Regions from separate parts of the Homo sapiens genome. Here region 1 is linked to region 2. A link is an interaction called in ENCODE POLR2A ChIA-PET data of the cell type or tissue named here. Cell type or tissue: PC-9. All regions are shown on one strand. Links, peaks and the distances in the headings refer to the core of each region. The heading gives the core; the rest is flanking DNA.

The links. ChIA-PET counts read pairs that join two places held together with the same protein. Peaks named below come from ENCODE experiments on the same cell type or tissue, not always from the same donor. Only the 100,000 strongest peaks of a DNase experiment are listed, where the experiment ranks them.
Region 1: POLR2A ChIA-PET joins it to region 2 with 5 read pairs; 2 of 35 experiments call an interaction of 5 or more read pairs at or near these places.

What each region holds. Positions count from the first base shown.
Region 1 is chr17:39,034,486-39,037,405 of GRCh38, forward strand. It overlaps the pseudogene LRRC37A11P. Among named protein-coding and RNA genes, the nearest start is that of LINC02079, 8.8 kb to the left of the region's middle. In PC-9, for the core only: no CTCF peak of the experiment used is centred there; a DNase peak (open chromatin) is centred at 1,706; H3K4me3 peaks cover 349 bases; H3K27ac peaks cover 434 bases.
Region 2 is chr17:38,819,583-38,822,502 of GRCh38, forward strand. CWC25 (CWC25 spliceosome associated protein) reads right to left here. Exons shown (of 10, transcript NM_017748.5): 2 at 1,319-1,491. Among named protein-coding and RNA genes, the nearest start is that of CWC25, 4.3 kb to the right of the region's middle. In PC-9, for the core only: no CTCF peak of the experiment used is centred there; no DNase peak of the experiment used is centred there.

The sequences.
Region 1 (2,920 bases), core at 147-2,646, 210 kb after region 2:
CTTTTTTCTTTTTTTTTTTTTCGGAGACAGGATCTTACTCTGTTCCCCAGGCTGGAATGCAGTGGTGCAATCACTACTCACTGCAGCCTCCACCTCCCAGGCTCAAGTGATCCTCCCATCTCAGCCTCCCAAGTAGCTGGAACCACAGGTGCATGCCACCACTCCCACCTAATTTTTTATTTTTTGTAGAGACAGGGTCTCCCTATGTTGCTTAGGCTGGTCTCAAACTCCTGGGCTCAAGTGATCCTCCCACCTTGGTCTCCCAAAGTGCTGGGATTACAGGCATGAACCACCACTCCCAGCCCATGATTATATTCTTAATGTATAAAAATGAAATAACAGCTATAACAAAAATCTTCCTTGTGTCCTACTCCCTCATCCCTGAGGTAACACTCTGTGTTTAGTATATAACCTTCCAGACTTTTTCCCATTTGCCTACATACATATTTACATAAAGCAAAATAGATTTGTTGTGTGGTTTTAAAAATCTTTTTTCTTTACATAAATGGTAACATCTTGCAACTTGATTCTTTCACTTCATGATGTGTCTTAGATTTCCTTCCTTCCCAGTACTTAGAGGGTTACCCCATTCATTTAAACTCCTGCATAATATTCCATAGTATGGATGTATCATAGTTTATTTAATAGTTCCCCCATTGATGGATGTTTAGATTATGTCTAGTTTTCTTGTTACATGCATTGCTGCAATGAAATCCATGCTTCTTTGTGAACATGGGCAAGTATTTCTGTAGAATAGATATCTAGAAATGGAATTGTTGGAGTGAAGCCTATGTAGATATGAAATTTTAATTGCCGTCAAAAATGTTGTGCCTACTTACACTATCGTCAGCAGAGTATGACAGCATTCATTTCCCCACACCTTTTCACCACTGGCTATTCTCCAACTTTTTGTTGATGTTATGGATGAATAAAAGGTATCCCATCTAAATTTGAATTTTTCTGATTACTTATGAATTTAATGAAATGTTTTTATGTGTTTATTGAACATTTGTGTTTCTTCTCTGAGTTTTCTGTCCTTTGTTCATGATCTCGTTGAATTTTTAAAATCATTTTCACATTGATTTATAGAAGGAATTCGACACATAAATGATTTTGGAAAAAATGCTCACATTCAAAGTAACTGGCTTTTTTTTTTTTTTTTTTTTTTAATTGAGACAGAGTCTCGCTCTGCCGCCCAGGCTGGAGTGCAATGGCGCCATCTTGGCTCACTGCAACTGCCACTGCCCGGGTTCAAGCGATTCTCATGCCTCAGCCTCCCGGGTAGCTGGGACTACAGGTGCGCACCACCATGCCCCGCTAATTTTTTTGTATTTTTAGAGATGGGGTTTCGCCTTGTTGGCCGGGCTGGTCTTGAACTCCTGACCTGAGGTGATCCGCCCACCTCGGCCTCCCAAAGTGCTGGGATTATAGACGTTAGCCGCCACCCCCGGGCAGTAACTGGCATTTTTTACAACAGTTTGTGTGTCACATTATTAGTTCAACTTACATAGACAAGTTATACACGAGCTCTAAATTAAAAATAAAACACATGACAATCATAGTCATCTAAGAAGAGGAATTATGACCACTTTAAAGTAGTTTCCCTCACCCTTAGTGTGATATCTTATTGGTAAGAAAAAAAAATGCTAGAACCAGACAATCCTGTTTTCTAGCTCTAGAGGAGAGATGGGATTCTGCGGCTTGTGTTCCAGATGGAGTCTCCTGATAACAAGAAGGTGTGGGAGATGGCTAGTAAGGGAGTGTACACCCTTCCTCCAGGGCTCCAGGACCCTGCCCCCTTTCTAACACCAATTGTTCCTGCCTGGAGGAAGACACTCTTTGCTGCCTGGCCCAAGGAAGAAAGATATGTGGTTGATGTGCCTCTGGCTTCTCCCACTCCACTGTCCCAACCAATAACTTGTAGGTAGTTCCTGGGCATTTCTGACAGGGGATCATTTGTAGAGATGCTTCCACATTTTGAGCTAAGTTTGTGGATTTTTAAATTATTTCTGTTCTATGATTTTTAGAGATTTGCTAGAGGTTGGATGGGTAGAGACTTGGCATGTTTTCAATCTGCCACTTGAAATACCACTTCTTAGGAAAACAATTTTGTGCCCTTATTATATCCTAGAGAAACTCAGGCAAAAGTACTATCAGGATACAAGTATAAGAATGTTCAAAGCAGCATTCTTTGTAATAACTAAAAACTAGAAATATCTCAGTATCCATACCCAGTAGATGAATCAATATATTGCAGTAGAATCATATAATGGAATACTCTATTATTCTATTATATAATAATAGAAGTATGTTAATACTTTATATAGTAATAGAAGTATTATTAATACTTATTAAAAGTATTATGTGTGTGTAATACTGAATGGAAGGATTATTAATACTTCTATTATTCATTAGAAACATAATGCAAGCCACATACATAATATTAACTTTTCTGGTAGTCACTTAAAAAATAAAACTAAAAAAGAAACAGGTGAAACATGTTAATATATTATATCCAAAATATTTTCATTTCAACATGCAGTCATTATATATGTTATTAATGAGATATTCTATTTTCATACTAAGTCTTCAAAATATCCAAAGGGGTATCATTTCTACATGTTGTTAGTATAAAAATTAATTGGGGAGTTTACATTCTTTTTTCCATACTAAGTCTTCGAAGTCTTAATTTGGTTGCTAAATTTTTATAAAAAAAAAAACCTTAATCTGTTCTGCTCAGCAGTCTAGGGAGACAAGTAAATAATAATAATAAAAATACTTAACCTGGCTGGATGTTAGGTAGCTCATGCCTGTAATCCCAGCATTTTGGGAGGCATAGGCAGGAGGATCACTTGAACCCAGTGGTTCAAGACTAGCCTGGCAACACAATGAAACCACATCTCTACAAAAAATTAAAAAT
Region 2 (2,920 bases), core at 112-2,611:
GCTGGTCTCGAAATCCTGACGTCAGGTGATCCGCCCACCTCGGCCTCCCAAAGTGCTAGATTACAGGCGTGAGCCACTGCACCCAGCCTCTATTTTTTTTTTGTTTGTTCGTTTTTTTGAGATGGAGTCTCAATCTGTCGCCCAGGCTGGAGTGCAGTGGCATGATCTCAGCTCACTGAAACTTCTGCCTCCCGGGTTCAAGCAATTCTCCTGCCTCGGCCTCCTGAGTAGCTGGGATTACCGCCACACCCAGCTAATTTTTGTATTTTAATAGAGACAGGGTTTTACCATGTTGGTCAGGCTGGTCTCGAACTCCTGACCTCAAGTGATCTGCCCGCCTCGGCCTTCCAAAGTGCTGGGATTACAGGCGTAAGCCATCGTGCCTGGCTAATTTTTTTCTATTGTTTTGTAGAGATGGGTTCCTACTACAGACTGGTCTAGAACTCCTGGCCTCAAGTGATCTGCCTGCCTCAGTCTCCCAAAGTGCTGGGATTATAGGCATAAGCCGCCACACTCAGCCTATATATTTTTAAACAGAGATGGAGCCTCACTACATTACCCAGACTGGTCTCAAACTCCTGGGCTCAAGTGATTTCTCAGCCTCCCAAAATACAGCAATTACAGGCATGAACCACCGCACCTAGTCCCCAGTTTTAGTCTATCTGTTATTTTATTTTATTCTGACTTAAGAATACACTGCATATTGTATGCTTTTTATTTTCTCAAACATATTTACTCCCATCTCCTTTTATGAGATGGATGGGGTAGTTATTATCTGCTACTCGTATCCTATATTATACAACAGGAAATTGAAGCAGGGTAAAATCTAGTGGCATTGGCCGTAATCACTCAGCTTTTATTGACAAGCATACCATCCACCTTCTCTCATGGGACCTCACTCCCTGCCCCCTGTCCCCGCCGACCCAAGCAAGCCTGAAATACATTAACAAAGGCAGGACTGCATCCTCAACATATGCTGAGAAGCAGGGTAGAGCAACCATCCTCCATCACGGTTATCAGCCATCTACTGTGAGCTCGGCTTACAGCAAGTCCTTACGTGTTATCTCATTTGATTCTCAACAAACCTTAAGAAGGCGTTGGGTATTATTACTCCCTGGTCCTACTGAAGTAACCAAGTCTCTCAAATTTGATCACAGTTCCACAGCTAGTACATGCAAAGCCAACCTTAGAATCCAGGTGAGTCTGGCATTACAACCCATGCCCTTAAGCACTCAGCCATTATACAACACTGGATGATGCATCTCAGGACAGCTCTGCAATTCCCTACACACAAGCGCACCCCCAGCTCCTCACTTACTTGACGGCCCCAACATCCTCCGCATAGCGCTGCATCTCTTCCCGGGCTCTCTCTTCTCGCAGCTCCCGCTGAAGCTCCTCAATCTTCTTCCGCTCAGCCTCATGCTTCTGCTCGGCCTTCCACACTTTCTCCACATTCCTGAGGGTCTGCGGGTGCCAGCTCTTCTTCAGATTCTGTGGTAAATAAAAAGAAGGTGATGATAATTCGGGGGGTGACTGAGTGGTGGGTATAACTAGCCCTGCCTCACCCACCCTTCCATACCCAAGGCAGGCGTGTGAGGGCAAGATGTCTTCAACAATGGCAAGGTTTTCTTCCAATAATCTCTCACACATCTAGAGGGGAAGGGGAGCTTGTTCAAGTGTATAAAGCTTCAGGACAGGTCGGGCGCAGTGGCTCACACCTGTAATCCCAGCACTTTGGGAGGCGGAGGCGGGAAGATCACTTGAGGTCAGGAGTTTTAGACCAGCCTGGCCAACATGATGAAACGCCTCTACTGAAAATACAAAAATTAGCTGGGCGTGGTGGCAGGTGCGCCTGTAGTCCCGGCTATTCAGCAGGCTGAGGCAGGAGAATCGCTTGAACCAAGAGGCGGAGGTTGCGGTGAGCCGAAACTGCGCTGCTGCACTACAGCCTGGGCGACAGAGCAAGACTCCGTCTCAAAACAACAAGAACAAGAACAAGAAAGCTTCAGGATAGAACGGGTCCTTCCTGAATTCCCTTCAAACAGTTTTAACCTTAAAAGCATACAAGTCATCCTTCCACTAGCCATACCTAAATCAGAGTTGGTGATGACAAGACAGGAGGAATGCAGTAATGAGCAGGAAGGCACATATTTTGAAAGAGAACAGAACTCATGCACTTCTGACAGTGGACATTCATTCTTTTTTTTTTTTTTTTAAAGTCTTACTCTGTCACCCAGGCTGGAGTGCAGCTATCTCGGCTGACTGCACCCTCCGCCTCCCGGGTGCCAGCAATTCTCCTGCCTCAGCCTCCTGAGTAGCTGGACTATAGGCACGTGCCACCATGCCTGGCTAATTTTTGTATTTTTTAGTAGAGATGGGGTTTCACCACATTGGCCAGGCTGGTCTCAAACGCCTGACCTCATGATCTGCCCGCAGTGGCCTCCCAAACTGCTGGGATTACAGGGGTGAGCCACCGTGCCCAGCCTTTTTTGTTTCTTGAGACGGAGTTTCACTCTTCTTGCCTAGGCTGGAGTACAATGGCAGGATCTCGGGTCACGGCAAACTCTGCCTCCTGGGTTCAAATGATTCTCCTGCCTCAGCCTCCTGAGTAGCTGGGATTACAGGCATGCGCCACCACACTCGGCTAATTTTGTATTTTTAGTAGAGATGGGGTTTCTCTATGTTGGTCAGGCTGGTCTCAAACTCTCGACCTCAGGTGATCCGCCTGCCTTGGCCTCTCAAAGTGCTGGGATTACAGGCATGAGCTACCGTGCCTGGCATGGACATTCATTCTTTGGAACTCAACCTACCTTAGCTTGGTCTACTTCACCTGCCCTAAACTTGCATGGTTTACAACCCACCCAGAATCTCTTTCAACTTTCCTTCCCAGGAATCTCTCCTTGGTTCTGATCTCCCCATT